Linked DNA regions of Homo sapiens: region 2 is linked to region 1. Evidence: read pairs that join two places in POLR2A ChIA-PET (ENCODE). Cell type or tissue: MCF 10A. All regions are shown on one strand. Each heading gives the region's core, and the rest is flanking DNA. Links, peaks and the distances in the headings are about the cores only.

The links. ChIA-PET counts read pairs that join two places held together with the same protein. Peaks named below come from ENCODE experiments on the same cell type or tissue, not always from the same donor. Only the 100,000 strongest peaks of a DNase experiment are listed, where the experiment ranks them.
Region 2: POLR2A ChIA-PET joins it to region 1 with 19 read pairs; 2 of 35 experiments call an interaction of 5 or more read pairs at or near these places.

Annotation. Positions count from the first base shown.
Region 1 is chr20:47,121,720-47,130,054 of GRCh38, forward strand. The region is part of intron 9 of EYA2 (EYA transcriptional coactivator and phosphatase 2); the gene reads left to right. Among named protein-coding and RNA genes, the nearest start is that of MIR3616, 41 kb to the right of the region's middle. RefSeq lists an enhancer at 4,005-4,518. In MCF 10A, for the core only: no CTCF peak of the experiment used is centred there; DNase peaks (open chromatin) are centred at 3,252 and 4,422.
Region 2 is chr20:46,950,455-46,958,789 of GRCh38, forward strand. The region is part of intron 1 of EYA2 (EYA transcriptional coactivator and phosphatase 2); the gene reads left to right. Among named protein-coding and RNA genes, the nearest start is that of EYA2-AS1, 53 kb to the left of the region's middle. In MCF 10A, for the core only: no CTCF peak of the experiment used is centred there; a DNase peak (open chromatin) is centred at 4,177.

The DNA of each region.
Region 1 (8,335 bases), core at 203-8,202:
CTTGGTCTTCAACACGAACCTGCAAGCTAAACATAGTAATCCCCATTCAACCCAGAAGGACACAAGCTCTGCCCAAGACTACCACGCTGGGAAGTGGCAGAGAAGGGATCAGACCCAGAACTCCAAAGGCCATTCTAAACCCAACTGAGCTGACCAAGGCCCCAAGTTCCCTGGCCCAGCCCTCAAACTTGCCCTCCAACCCCAGCTCCTTCCTCGGCCAGACATCACACTGAGGGCATCTGCAGGCCACACCTGGCCCTTAAACATATCCTTTTTATTACTTTTAAAATTTGTTGCCAGCATTTAAAATCAGGATATTTCACATACAAATCCAGCTTTCTGGTTTCTTTTGAAAAATCAGAAGATCTGGGCATGCTGCACCCACAATCCCAAATGGCATCACTTGGCTGCAGCTGCCCAGAAACCACCCCCTATAAATGGCTCAGGTGTTCAGTTTGCCACAGTCCCCTCATTCCCTATCATCTCCCTAACATTAATGTCATCATGTTTCATTTTCTTCATAACATTTGTCACTCTCTGAAATGAAATGTTTCTTAGTTATTTTCTTGGTTTTTTTTTTTTTTTTTTTTTTGAGATGGAGTCTTATTCTGTCGCCTAGGCTGGAGTGCAGTGGCACGATCTCAGCTCACTGCAAGCTCTGCCTGCTGGGTTCATGCCATTCTCCTGCCTCAGCCTCCCAAGTAGCTGGGTCTACAGGCACCCGCCACCGCACCCGGCTAATTTTTTTTTTGTATTTTTTAGTAGAGATGGGGTTTCACCGTGTTAGCCAGGGTGGTCTCGATCTCCTGACCTCGTGATCCACCTATCTCGGCCTCCCAAAGTGCTGGGATTACAGGCGTGTTTCTTAGTTTTTTATGCCCTTCTCTGCCATTAGAATATAAGCTCCTTGAGGCAAGGGACTTTCAATATCTGAGAGCAAGGAGACAGCATTGCAAAGTGGTCAAGAGCAGAGGTCAGCAAACTACATCCATCCTATGGGCCAAATCTGCTCCCTCCCCACTCCCCCAGCTTGTTTTTTTAAATAAAGTTTTATTGTAACAGTCACACCCATTCGTTTACATCTTGTCTATGTCTGCTTTTGTGCTACCGCAGCAGAGTTGAATAGTTATGATGGAAACCATATGGGCCACAGAGCCTAAAATATATGCTTTCCAAACCTTTATAGAAAAAGTTCACCACCCCTGGTCTCAAGAGCCAGACTACTCAGATCCAAAGACAGCTCCACTTCCTAGCCATGTGACCTCAGACAAGTCACTTTGCCTTCCTGTGCCTCAGTTTTCACCTCTGTAGCATGGATGTAATAACAATAATACTCACCTTATAGGGTCACTGGGGGAGGATTACATGAGTTAATACATGTCGAGTGTTTGGAGCTGTACCTCCTATGTAGTAAAGAGTTTTTGTAGATAAGCAAATGACACTTTTTTTTTTAATTGACAGATAATAATTGTACACATTCATGGGGTACATGGTGATGTTTCGATGCATATAAAGTATAATGATCAGATCAGGGTAATTAACATATCCACCATCGCAAACATTTCTCATTTCTTTGTGTTGGGAATGTTTAATATCCTCCTTCTAGCTATTTGAAACTATATATTATTATTAAAATATTGTCATGAGTGGGGCAAGGTCAGATATAACCAGGTCCACGCACGTTTATGTCTTTCCACAAGGTCAGGCTTTCACTGATGCTATTTCAGTTATGAAAGCCACTAGCTAGAGGAAGACAAGAGAATGACCTGTCTGGAGTTCCCAAGGAGGCAATTCTCCTTAATATTACCCTTTCACTTGGTAGTCAGGGCCATGAGCACAAAAGGCTGAAACCACTCCACAAGTCAGTCAATATTGCAAACCATACATAATAGTATACTTAATTGATATATAAATGTTATAGATTAGAATTTCATGCCAAACAGCAACATTAGGCATCAAGAATAAAGGGGATATGAAAAGGGACTAACGGGCTGGGTACGGTGGCTCACGCCTGTAATCCCAGCACTTTGGGAGGCCGAGGCAGGCAGATCACTTGAGGTCAAGAGTTCAAGACCAGCCTGGCCAACATGGTGAAACCCCCGTCTCTACTAAAAATACAAAAATTAGACAGACCTGGTGGCACACACCTGTAATCCCAGCTACTTGGGAGACTGAGGCAGGAGAATCACTTGAACCCAAGAGGCAGAGGTTGCAGTGTGCCAAGTGCACTCCAGCCTGGGTGACAGAGTGAGATTCCATCTCAAAAAAAAAAAAAGGTGGGGGAGTGGGGGGCCTAATGAACCAGTCCAAGGAGAGTGACATGTAGAAGGAGAGAGTCCTGATCCGGGCACTTGCCAGTATCTTCCAAGAGTCCTTTATTTGGGCAGAGCCTTCAGCTTCAAATTCTGGGTGCTGATGACAAGTGACAGTGAGACAGAATGTGTTAAGATGTCAAGCTGGTGAGGTCCTGCTCATTTTATGACCCTTGAGTCCTCTGGTGAGGACTGGTGGTAAAGGGTTACACCCTTATCTGGTTGGGTGTTGTCTCTATTGATTAGGTAGACATCTGGACTCTTGTTGACTTGATGACTTTTAAAATGTAAGATGGAGTCTTTTTCTAAGATGGAGTCACTTATGTCAAGGGTGTGCTATACATATAGTATCTTTTAAAGAGCTGCATCTTTAGAAGCACATTGCTGGTTATGTAAGATGTTCTATCTGAGGAAGTGTGCTGAAGTGTGACGACTACTAATAATAAGCAGAAAGCACGTGGTGTTGATGGGGATGTTGTCAATGCTGATGGCAGCAGCGGGCACTTGCTGGGCATCAAACCCTGTTCTGAGTCCTTGGAATGACTTTCCATAAACAAACCCATCTCCCATGTCACCACATGCCCCTCAGCCCTGGGCAGTGACTCCTGTTAGGGTGATCATCTCATCCAGGTTTGTCTGTGACTTTCCCACTTGTAGCACTGGAAGTCCCAAGACCCAGGAAACCCCTCAATCCCAGGCAAATCAGGAGAGTTGGTCACTCTACTCCATATCCACAATCCATTTTATCTATTTATTTGTTATTTTTGCCTTTAAATTTATATCCTAGAAAAATACTTTAAAAGCTGCTAGACATGTCCAGCTGAAAGAACATTCTTCAAAGATTAAAAAAAAAAAAATTCTAAGAGGCTGAATAGTTGCACAAAACCCCAAAAGAGGAACCGGTTTCAACATCTTTCTTTGTTCTCTTAAATTTGACCATGATTTCATCATTTGTCATGAGTTTGACTCTTGTGATTCAGCGATGATGGAATGTATCCTACAGTCTTTTGGTTAAGTTTTTTTTTTTTTTTTTTTTTTTTGAGACAGAGTCTTGCTCTGTTGCCCAGGCTGGAGTGCAGTGGCACTATCTCGGCTCACTGCAAGCTCCACCTCCTGGGTTCACGCCATTCTCCTGCCTTAGCCTCCCGAGTAGCTGGGACTACAGGCACCTGCCACTATGCCCGGCTAATTTTTTTTGTATTTTTAGTAGAGATGGGGTTTCACTGTATTAGCCAGGATGGTCTTGATCTCCTGACCTCGTGATCCGCCCGCCTCGGCCTCCCAAAGTGCTGGGATTACAGGTGTGAGCCACCTGCCTGGCCAGTTAAGTTCTTGTTAGTACAGATAGACCCATTATCTTTTCTATTTTTGGTGTTCTCCCACAAAACTGTCGAAGAAGCCAAGTTTTTTTTTAACTTTACTGTTTAAACATGTGAATCAACTTATTTTTTCTTTATCAGCATCATTTTCTTGTCTTCCTCTAAAAAAAATTTTTTTAAACAAGCTGATCTGCCTTCCAAAAGTTTCCAAGTAATTAAACCCAATTAAAACCATTAAATTCTTTCTTTTAATGACAACTTTATTATTAAAAGCTAACCACAAGGAGGAGATTTAACTGGCAAAGCTCTCTGTTGTGTGTTAATCCATTCCTGACCTCTGGCTGACACTTCCAAGAGATAAACCCCACAGAATAGGGAGCTGGTTTAATGAACAGCTTTAATTAATACTTTTCTTCCTTGTGGCAGAGTAATTATTTGTTCAACTTGTAAACAGCTCCTTGGCGGTGATTTTTTAAAGACCCAGTTGGCTTGGATAGTGTGATGGTTTTGATGTGTTTTGTGTGTTTGTGTGTGTTTTTTTTTCTTTAAAAGAGAGAGGGGAGGAGATCTCCATTCCAGGATTGGTGCTGAAGCACATGTGTCCTGAAGTTCAGGACGTCAGGGTAATTGACACAGAAGAAAAGTGAGGCGAAGGCAGGCAGCAAGCTGCCTGTATTTTTGAGACATCTCCAGAGAGGGCAGGTCTGCAGACGGGCAGGTCTGCACTTTGCAGCAACAGTCTGCAAGCCCAGACAAGGCCCCCAAGGAGACACAAGCCCAGCCCAAATGCAGTCTGAGTGTTAAGAAAGGAAAGGGCCTGGGATTGCAAAGCGCGAGGCCAAACGCCTCCCCCGACCTTCCCTTCGCGTGGCACCTGAGAAAGGGGCAGCCCAGTGCAAATGCTAGGTGTGACCAACCAGGCCCCGGAGAAGCGATTCTGTGAACAAGGATGACTAGCCCGCTAGTAGTGCTTGCCGCAAGCCGCCCATGCATCCCAAGTGCTTTCCACCCATCACCTCCCTAACCTGTCTCAGGGAGGTAGATGCCGTGGGTTTTCGTGAGGTTAAGTGGCCTGTCCCAAGTCACGTACCTTCTAGCAATAAGGGCAGAGCGCAGATTGCAGCCAGCTGTCTGGCTGCAGGAGTCAGTCCTAACTACTGGGCAGAGCTGCCCCTTGAGACAAGAAAGTGGCACCTCCCACTCAGCTGGCGGGGAGAGACTTAGGTTTGTTTTTTTTCATTTAGTTCATCTCTTAGTTAGAAAGCTGGTTTCATTAACAAGTTAGAAAGTTAGTTTCATTGCCCACTCTGTAATTCCAAAGTTAATTTACTAACACTAAGGACCAAGCTTTTTCATTATTTTAAAAATCATTTAGAGGAGTGATTCTCAACTAGGGGTGATCTTGTCCCTCAGAGGACATTTGGTGACGTCTGGAGACATTTTTGACTGTCACAACTGGGTAGGCGTGCTACTGAATTTAGTGGGTAGAGGCCACGGATGCTGCTCAAATTCCTACAACCCACAGGATGGAACTACAACGTGGAATTATCTGGCTCAAAATGCCAACAGTGCCAAAGCGGAAAAACCCTGATTTGTAGAATCCTCAAATGTTTCATTCTTATATAATTACTCAGACTTTTCATTCTTGTAGAATGCTCAAATGCTCACTCTAGAAGCAATTTGTAAACACACAAAAGCAATATTAATGCACCCATCAGTCCCCACCCCACCCCCTCAAAATTAGGCTGAATCTCTTATAAAAAAAAAAAGTTAATTAATTAACTTAGTGAATTTGTTAACCAGGCCACCAGAAATTCTTCAGAAACACATCTAAAGTGCCACTAACTGTTCTCAACTGAACAGTTAGTTACGGATGAAATTGTTAGTACAAGAATATTTGAAGACAGTCCCCAAATTCCCAAACATCTACCTCTACTTATTATGCAAGTTTCCTTAAGAAAATGCTTATGTGGCCAAGCTCGGTGGCTCATGCTTGTAATCCCAGCACTTTGGAAGGCCGAGGCGAGAGGATCACCTGAGGTCAGGAGTTCGAGACCAGCCTGGCCAACATGGTGAAATCCCATCTCTACTAAAAATACCAAAATTAGCCAGCTGTAGTGGCACACACCTGTAATCCCAGCTACTCAGGAGGCTGAGGCAGGAGAATCACTTGAACCCGGGAAGCAGAGGTTACAGTGAGCCAAGATAACAAAAAAGAAAAGAAAATATGTATGAAGAGCACAAAGCAGATTAACTAATTTCACCCTCTGAGCCTCCTTGGGCTGAGGGATGTGTTCAGAGATCTCTGATGCCTCTTTGGGGCTCCCAAGACTCTCCTCCCCAAGGGCTCAGAGCTGTGTCTGAAGCTGGAAAGATAAGCAGACAGTCCTGGAGGGCTTAATCCTGGGACTGGGTTGAGTCCAATGCTTAAGATGTCAGAATTCAAGCTTCTTAGAGCAAGGGCCGTAGGCTTCGTGTTTCTATCTGGAAGGACTGACCGTGGCATCCCACCTGCAAGACCCTTGACAAGAGCGAAACAGACAGCTAGCGTTGCTGACAGACCAAGACATTATTCAGAGAGTGTTGCTGTTTTCTGAAAATTATCTTTGGATATGTTGCATTTGATAAGATTAATGGATCTAAAGAGGCCCTAAAGTTAATCTTTTCACAAACACACCTGTTTTTGACTCCTAGGGTGACATCCTAGAAAGACATGGGCTACAAGTAAGTGAGGGGAAAGGCTGGGAGCAGAGAGAGATGGTTCTGAGCCCTTCGGGGGCAGCTAAAATGAGCTGATTTCCAATCGCGGCCAAGGTGTCTGGTTCCCGCAGAGCCATTCCCGGCCTTTGGCAGGCAGCAAATGGCAGCTGACAAGGAAGGGATTTTCCAGTTAGCTTTGCCTTTTCATATCAAGTCCAGGAAATTAAAGACACACATACTCCACAGCAATAAGGGGAGACGGTTTCCCACCCTGTGGGCTCTCCTTTTGTCCCCTCCAAAGACCAGCATTGCAGTTATCAGAGAGGAAAGCCAGCCTGAGACCTGAGAAAAGAATCAGGGCTGATTTTTAGGTGGCAGCTGCCTGCCGTTTCTCCTCACTTTGGAAGTGTAATTGTCATTAAACATGTTGTTTGTTTCATTAAAAGTAGACATCAACAGTTACAAATCAGGCATTTACGAAAAAAAAAAAAATCTGGTGGTTATCTGCCCTAAGCTTTTTTTTCCTAATAAATCATTTCATTTTATGTTACTAGTTCCCATGAAGATATATTTATGAGTAAAATGGTTAAGATTTTGGATTCTTGAGTTAGACAGTCCTAGATTTGAATCCCAGCTCTGCCACTTATTGGCAGCGTGACCTTGGACAAGTCACTTCATCAGTCTGAGTTTTGATTTATCTGTAAAACAGGGAAAAGATATTTTGAGGAGGAAATGGGATAATGTACACAAAGTTCACACATATTCATATATTCATTTAAAATAAAAAAATGGCCAGGCACGGTGGCTCATGCCCATAATCCCAGCATTTTGGGAGGCCGAGGTGGGTGGATCACTTGAGGCCAGAAGTTTGAGACAAGCCTGGCCAACATGGTGAAACCCTGTCTTCATTAAAAAATACAAAAATTAGCCGAGCATGGTGGCATGTGCCCATAGTCCCAGCTACTCAGGAGGCTGAGGCAGGAGAATCACCTGAACCCAGGAGGCGGAGGTTGCAGTGAGCCAAGATCATGCCACTGCACTCCAGCCTGGGTAACACAGCAAGACTCTTGTCTCAAAAAAAGAAAATAAATTAACCAAGCATCTGCCATTCAAGCTCTGATCTAGGTATGAGGGACACAGTAATAGCTCCCATGGAGTTTGCCTCCTACTTAGAGGAGAAGCACAAAAAATTATAAATAAATAAATAAGAGCATTTCAGTCAATGATAAATGCTGTTTAAAACTGCAACAGAGTAATGGGATGTGGAGTGAGTGGGGAGGAGTATGTTAGTTTATTTCATAGGGAATGGTCAGAGAAGACCTTTCTGGCATTGAAAGTGGGAATGGAATGTTACAAAGGATCCAGCCCTGAAAGAGCCTGGGAAGAGGGGATTTCAGGCTGAGGAACAGCATGTGCAAAGGCCCTGAGGCAGGAGCAAGTTTGGCAGATTCAAGGCAGAGTGGAAGAGTAGGTGGTTACTAGAGCACATGAGGCCACTAGAAGACGGTGGCTTTACTCAGAGGGCCAGGGGAAGCCAGTGGGTTTTAAGTGAAAAGCACAGCTCTGATAGTTGTTTTAAAAAGAGCACTCTGGCTGCTGTGTGGACAACAGACATGGGGGACAAGGGAGGCTAGCTGCCTTTATAGTGGCCCAGCACACAGAGGGGCTCCTTGTCTTCCTCCCTCACCGCCCCCCTCTCTTGGTGATGGACTGAAGGTGCCTTGGAAATAAGATAAATGACAACATGCAAATAAAGTGCTGAGCGCAGGAGCAGGTGCATAGTAGACCATCCAACCAGCAAAGCTCTGATAAGAATTATTATTTTGGGGAACTATCTCTTAATCCCTTGCTCCTTGGAAAACCTGGAAGAAATCAGGCAATTGGGGTATAAGGACCAGGTGAAGTGCTAGAGCCCTCAGGTCAGGGGAGCAGTTGTGCCCCCCACCCCAGTCACATGCATGTCCCCCTCCAACCCCCACCACGGATCAGATCAAATGAGGATGG
Region 2 (8,335 bases), core at 282-8,281, 170 kb before region 1:
TGCTGGAGCTGTGGGGAAATCATGAGGAGTCACTCTGCAGCATCTGTTCCCTGCTCCTCCTTCTGGGTGCTCCTCCACCAAGGGGCAGGAAAGCCCAAACTCCCTTGCAGCTAGGTTTCTAGGAGTAATGGAACATTAAGCAGGCACATGCGCTTCCTTGAAATTCAGAAGGCGGAGGTCGTACTCAAATTGCCTCTGCCGTGTTGGTTGTTTCTGTCACTGTGCAGAGTCTGGAGTAGTTTGGCTTGCTGCACAGCTTTAGCAGAGGCCCCAGCGAGCAGGCACTAGCTTTATGTGTGTTGAGAGGCATGGTGTCTTTGTGTGGGTTCCCAAGAAGCTGACCTCAAGATCAGGGCTCCAGTGCCAATAGTTCATTTAAGAGGTGACTCCAAGAAACACCAGAATGGGAATAAAGAAGGAAGGCATGAAGCGAAGGAAAGTAACAGAGGGTGTGTGATCCAGCAGGTTACTCCCTGAGCATCTAAGGCTACACCCTGATGGGAAAGGGCTTATAACACGTGCCGCTGAGTAATCCCTCCTTAGGGGTGAGGGAGCTGGGGTCTTTATACCCCACATATGCCAGAAAGAGCCTTCAGGTAAAACATTGCACTTGCTGCCGTTTGGAAGTTGGATGGTTTTCATGGAAATGGTATTTGCCGAAGGGATTTAGGCAAGGTAGTGACAGCATCAGCCACGCAGGGCACAGGGCATCCTTGTTGCTTGTAAGGATTCTGGCAAGTGTGATAAGGTCATGAGGCTGGCACATTAGTGGAATGGTTTCCTGATAGAGATATCCACAAGGTGCCTATCATGGAGGGATTTTTTCTGTAACCAGCAGCTTTCTGGTCACAGCACATGTAGCAGTAACCAGTTGTCTGGTGTCGCTTTGGCATTCCCTAAAGCTTATCCTAGCGTCTGTGCCCCCAACCTCCCCAGAAATTCTCTAAGTCGTTTGCTAGCCTGAATTAACCCCTTCCTGCTTAAGCTAGCTGTAGTGGGTTCTACCCTCTGCAACTAAACTCTGGTTGATACCAGTTATAACCTACATCCTGGGTCTGCTGGACAAGCAGAAGAGTGCCAGTCACTGAGGATTAGAACAAAGTTCCCACAACAGCCCTGAAGGGCAACCGGGCTATGCACTTCTACATCATGGGCCACCAGGGAGCTGAGTAATAAAACCACTCTCAGGCGTCAGAGGACTCAGATTCTTGTCCCAGCTCCCCCACTAACCTGCTGTGGGACCTTATACAGGTAATTTTCGTCATCTGAACTTCAAGTGACTAATCTGTGGCCCAGGCAGGAGAGGATGGGGGCGAGAGTGTGGATTTCAGGATCAGATGGGCCAAGTTCAACCTCTCAGAGCCTAAGTTCCTTCATTTGTGAAACAGGGATAACAGGGTTCCCAGAGAAATATTCAGAAGCATCAGAGCCTCTCTGAAGAATTCTGCCACCTCCTGACATTGTCAGTTTCCCTCTCTCCCTCTTCCTTCCTCTCTCTTAACAAATATTTATTATGCTCCTACTTATACCAGGCATGACTATTGGTGTTGAAAGCCCACAAGTCTCTCTTTCTGTGAATCATAGTTTCTGGAGGGTAGAGACAGACAAGAAACAGACAAAGGCACGTGTGTAATGAATGTGTCCGGGGGTGAGAAATGCAATGGAGAAGAACTCCGCCGAGCAATGGGGCAGGAGTAGTGAGGGACCCTCCTTAAGGTAGGGTGGTCAGGGAGGTCTCTCTGGCAGAGGCCTGAGAGGGGCAGGGAGAGCCGTGGGCATGTCTGAAAGGAGAGCATGCTTGGTGGGGGATGGGGCTTGAGGGACCACCACTAGGAGGCCAGTGTGAGAGATGGAGGGTGGCGGGATCTGAGCTCCAGAAGTCAGGGGCGGGATCAGACAGGGCCTCATGGGTTGCGCTTGGCTCTTTAGATTTTACTCTGAGCAAGCCAGAAGCTGGCCTCATTTAACCTCCTTTTAGAAATCGGTGTGATGAATCAATAGCTTTGGCCGTTTGTTCATCAGTCATTCATTCATTCAACAAGGATTTGTTGAGCACCTCCTTTGTGCAGCTCTGTGCTTTTCTAGTTCCTCTGCTGAACAGTGAAGGGCAGAGCAAGCACCCACCGGAATAAGGAGGGAGTTGGGCATTTTGCTAGAGCTCCTGTTTGGTCCAGAGGCCGCACACAATGGAAAAGTAAAGCCTGGTCCCCTCCGCAGGCCACCCCGCACCTGGAGGCATCACCTGGAGCTCTTCCTGGCAGGCTGAGGCCTGCGAGTTCAGCCCCACTGGCTTCCCCGGGGCAGGGGTTGCCCACGCTTGCTGAAATAAGAACCTCATACCAGATCAGCCCCGCATCCCAAGCAGGGCACCCTAAGGATGCTTTTATGTAAGAGGTTGCATTCCCAATTATCTTAAGATGCAAAGTGAAGGTGTTTTGCCCAGGGAAACTCTCTATCAGGAGTCGTTGCACATCTAAACACATGAAAAATGAGACTTCCTGAAACATTCCTATTTCACCCTGTGACAGTTTTGCACAGCTCATAGAGTTCAATTTTCAAATGTCATCCCACTCTGAGAGACCCAATATTTGAAGTCGTGGAAATCTATCTTTAAAAATACTTTTAACAGCATTATTCCTAATATTAAAACTTGGAAAACACGAAAGGGAGATACTTGAGTTGTGATCATAGCAAATGTTCCTATAATATTTAGTGTGTGTCACTGATGCTTTACATATTCTAATTCGTTTCATCTTCATGACTACCCTCTGAGGCAGATGTACTGTTAACCCCACTTTACACATGGGGATGCTGGGGTCTGAGGGCTTGAGAACTCCGCGGGTTAACCCAAGAGTTATGGGACCTGGTTATGGAACCTCAGTGCTAAGGAAAGTGACACCATCATAGGTAGTGTTAGAACAAAATCTTGGGGAATGGTTATGTTTTCCTGTTCGGTGGAAAGGAAGCATCAACATAGAAGATTAGGTAGGAGCTCATGTACACTAAAAATGAAAGTAGATTAGAATGAGCCGGGTTGGAAGTGGGAGAAATGTCCCCAAACACAGGTTTAGAGTTGGCCTTGAGAACATCAGCGGTATGGACAGATGTACGGACACTGGGGCCTGATAATTCTTCCTTATGGCGCTGTCCTGTGCCTTGTAGGATGGTTAGCAGTATTCCTGGCCTCTCCCTCCCCAGTTCCTCTCCCTCCCCAGTTATGACAACCAGAAGTGTCTCTGGACATTGCCAACTGTCCACTGGGAAGTAAAATCACTGCCATTCAGAACCACCAGCACAGATGCTAAGATCATGGGTGGCATTTTTCTTTCCTTTTTCTTTTCTGTGGTTTCCAACTTTCCTTGAATAGGCATAGATCGCGTGAATAAGTAGGAGCAAAGGAGCTCTCGTTGGGATGACCATGCCACTCTCCTGTTCAGAACCTTCCAGCAAATTCCCAATACACTTAGCTTCCCCAGGGCCTACAAGGCCCTGTGTGAGCTGGCCCTTGGCTACTTCTTGGACATGTTCTTCTCTCCCTGTGACCCTTTCTCATCATGTTCCAACCACACGATTCTTCTTTCTGACATTCAGACACATCCAGCTCATTTCCATCCCAGGGCCTTTGCATGTGCTGCTCTGTCCTGTTGCTCTTTCCTACCTCCTCTTCACATCACTTGCTCATCCACTTCAGGGGTCTGCTCAAATATCACCTCCTCCGAGAGGCCTTCCCTGATCACCCTGTCATGAATATTTAAGCGCCTCCTGTTTATTGTAGGTCACCCCTACTAGAGCATCATCTCCAGGGGGACTGAGACATTGTTTAATTTGCTGTTCCATGCCTCACTCCTAGAACAACGATCGGCACATAGTAAAAGTTCAATAAATATTTGTGGAAGAAGGGAAACAGACAGGGAGGAAGGAAGGGGGGCAAATAAGAAAAATAAAATCGGTAAATTTAGGAGCTTACAGTAAAGAAGCAATGTCTCAACCCACACAGCTGTGTTTCTCTCTAAATTCCAACTCATTTTGACTTGTGGTTTGTGGACAAAAGATTTGCGTAGCACGCAGTCTCCTGGCAGCTCGCTCTCTTTGAGGGAACACACTAATACAGTTTTTATGCCACCTCTCTCCACAAATACCATGCCGATGAGTGGCCAGTGTCAAAACAGCAGCAACAACATAAACAGATGCTCCTTCCTTTCAGCCGAGCAAGTGAAGAAACCCTGTGCGTCATTCCTCAAACACCAGGAGATGCCACCGATAGCCACCTCTCCTCACAGTTTCGTTCTGCTCGAGACTGTGAGTTCATGTCAACCCTGAGCTGCGTCCCCAGGGAAATAGGTTCTGCTAACAGTCAGTTCTTACTACGAGGCATTCTCAGAGCCAAGGGGAAGCTGGGTTGGTGGTCTGCAGCTGAAAATCTTTGGCAGAAAATTTACTCGAGGTTTTTCATGTGTGTCATTTGCCTTGATTTTGGGAGTAGGGAAGAAGCACTATCAGTATCTTTGGCCATTCGTAAGGTCAAAATGGATGTCGGCACGTCCTGCAGGCCTTTTCTCAGCCTGAGTTGATTTCCTGGTGCTTGATGGGTGAGCAGAGGAAGGCAGGTTTTCATTCTCTTCTCTCTTCTTTTTCATTCTTTTGCTGCATTATTCATTTCCTTCCACACTCGTTCATGCAGTCATTTTTTTTTTTTTTTGAGATGGAGTTTCACTCTTGTTGCCCAGGCTGGAGTGCAATGGCGCGATCTCGGCTCACCGCAGCCTCCGCCTCCTGGGTTCAAGCAATTCCCCTGCCTCAGCCTGTAGCTGGGATTACAGGCGTGAGCCACCAGGCCCACCGGGCCCAGCTGTCATTATTTATTTAATGAGCACCTACTGTGTGTCAGCCAGGCCTCACACCTGGCACTTAGAGAATCTGAATAAATATAAGGACCACTTTTATACTCAAGAACAAAGGCCACCTCACCAGAAACCTCTACACACTTTGGGGTTCAGGTTTCTTGTGACTTTCTTTTCCTTTTTTGGTTTCATTTTTAATTACAAAAGTAATTAACATGCTTATCATAGAGCAATAAAATGATGCTGAAGTATATAAAGTAAAAATAGATCTTTTCTGACATAACCCCTGTTAATTGTTGGGTATATACCCTTGCAGACATGTTTTAATAAATATAAAAATCATCCACAAATTCATAGAGTTTTCTTTTTACAAAAAGAGGATCAGATTTTACACACCACAATTTGCTAGTCTCCACTTTCATAATCTCGACATTTTTTCACTGTTAGTACATCTAGATCTTATCTGCTTTGTTACTAATAGTAGTTCATGTTGCTTATATGTTACAATCTTAATCTTTCCTATGTTGATCACTGAGTACAGGCATTGGCAAACTTTTTCTGTAAAGGGCCAGATAGTAAATATTTATAGCTTTGCAGGCCATGCAATCTCCATTTCAACTACTCAGTTCTGTCATCATAACATGAAAGCAGCCCTAGACAATATGTAAGCAAAGTGGGTGTGTCTGTGTTCCAATAAAACTTTATTTACAAAATCAGGAAGTGCACCAGATTTGGCCTTCAGGCTATAACTTGCCAACCCCTGACCTTTTTGTCTTCCACATTTTTCTTCATACTTTTGTGTTCCTAAACAGATGTATTCAGGTTTGGTGTTTAGTTTGGTTTAGGTTTTTTGTGGGAGCAGGTGGCAGGAAGAATCACTGATTGTTTTTTAAAAATAATACATTACACCTGCTTAGCATCTGATTTTTTGCCCATCAGTGATATTCATGGAATTGCTTCCAAAGCAATGGGTATAACCCCTACTTATTGTTTTTAACAGCTGCATAAAATTCCATCGAATGGATAGAGGATCTGTATTGGTTAAGGTAATGTCAGCTGCTGTAACAAATAAACCCTATATTCTCAGGGCTTAACACAGTCACAATGGATCTCTCACCTAAGGACCAGTAACAGTGTTCCTGGTAGATGGGTGTCCTCCATGTGGTCAACCAAGGGCCCAGGTCCTTTCCATTGCATAGGTCTTTCTCCCTATAGTGTCTCAGAGGCAAGTCCAATCAGCAGGTAGATGAGAAAAGAGAGGGAAGGGTCTGGTATCCAAGGTCTTAATGGCCAGCCCTACACATTGCACACATCTCTTCTGCTCATGGTCCATTAGCCGGAACTCAGTCACTGGCTGGACCTAACTGCAAGGAGACTGAGAAATGCAGCGTAGATCTGTGTTCAGGAGGAAGAATATCTGGATTTGGTGGGCACATAAGCATCCCTGCCTGTATTAGTCTGTTCTCACGCTGCTAATAAAGACATGCCTGAGACTGGATAACTTATAAAGAAAAAGAGGTTTAGTGGACTCACAGGCCTCAGAATCATGAAAGGCAAAAGGCATGTCTTACATGGCAGCAGGCAAAAGAGAGCATGTGCAGGGAAACTCTGCTTTATAAAACCATCAGATCTTGTGAGACTTATTCACTATCACAAGAACAGCATGGGAAAAACCCAACCCTATGATTTAATTACCTCCCACTGGGTCCCTCCCATGATATGGGGTGGGAGAGATTTGGGTGGGGACACAGAGCCAAACCATATCACTTTCTCTAAAATTAAATGACTTACTTGAGGTAAAGCAGTTACAACAGGGCCTGGTATGTAGGAAGCACTCAATAAATGCACCTCTGCTATTGCAAGCTTGTATTTTTTAAGTATTCTATGATACTGTCATGTCCTTGGGACCTCTGGTCAGCTCTTTACCCCTGCGGGTTACTGTACCCCTTCCTCCTTCTTTACTGCTTCTAATAGCCTATCAATGGCAAGCCTATCAATTATACACACTTGCTAAAATTTCACTCTAAAAACTAGTCAATACCAGGCTGAATAAGATATCAGGAAGATGTCAGGTTCTTATCACTGGAAACTGTACATGTCACCTTATGTGGCAAAAATACTTTGCAGATGGGATTCAGTTAAGGATCTTGAGATGGGGGATTATCTTGGATTATCCAGGTTGGCCCCAAATGAGATCACAGTTGTTCTTATAGGAGAGAGGCAGAAGGAGATTTCACACACACACACACACACACACACACACACACACACACACACACACACGAAGACAATGTGAAGACAGGACAGAGATTTGAAGATGTTGGCCTTGAAGCTTGGAGTGATGCAGCCACAAATCAAGGTTTGCTGGTGGACACCAGAGGCTGAAATGGATTCTCACCTGGAGCCTCTGGATGGAATATGGCCCTGTAGACACCTGGATTGTGGCCCAGCAATACTGAGTTTGGACTTCTGTCCTTCAGAACTGCAAGAGGATAAATTTCTGTTGTAAGCCACCAAGTTTGTGCTTCTTTCTTACAGCAGCCACAAGAAATGCATCCACTGAGGGTTCTAGGGCTCTCTTGTGAATAAAATGTATAAGCTTCTCAACTTGCAATTTGTCCCAAACTACATTCCCTGCTCTCCCTACCAACTGCCTTCCCAGTGGTCATGAGCTCTACCATCCACTCAGAGTTCACTCTGAAAGCCTGGAAGACTTGCTGGCCTCTTCCCAATCCCTCCCCTGCTGTATCAAAGTTGATCGCTAAGACTTATCACCATGGCTCCGAAATAGCTCTTGATCCACTGGAACACTTTATTCTCACCATCACACCCTCGCTTGCAGTGATGGCATTTTTTGCTTAAGCTAGAACTCGAGTCTGGTAAATGGGTTCAGCTGCGCCTGTGTCTCCCTCTCTGCCTCCTGCCACGCTGCTGCCTGGGGACAGTTTTCCAAAGTTGTTCCTGTGCCCAGCATTCCCCACAGGCTCTCCTGCTCCTTTGAGAGAGAATCTAAACTTTAACCAAACCTTGAAAATGCCCTCATTTCTCGCCAACTGAGCCATGATGGGGATGACTTAGGCAGGGAGACAAAATGAGCCTGGTTGCAATAAAGTTTGGTGATTTTTTAAATGAATCTGAGCTCACGTGTAATTATGAAAAAAAAACATGAACATGTTATATAGTTTTTCACTGATGGCTGGTATGAAGATAGTAGCATTATGGAAATGAGAGACAACTTGTCCATGAGGAACCCTCATTTTTTTAAACTGTTAAGTTCAGGGGTACGTGTGCAGGTTCGTTCTATAGGCAAACTTGCGTCATGGAGGTTTGTAGTACAGATTATTTCGTTACCCATAAAGTACCCGTTAGTTATTTTTCCTGAGCCTCTCCCACCTCCCACCACCACCCTCCAATAGGCTCCAGTGTCTGCTGTCCCCCTCTGTGTGTCCATGTATTCTCATCACTTAGCTCGCACCTATTAAGTGAGAACATGC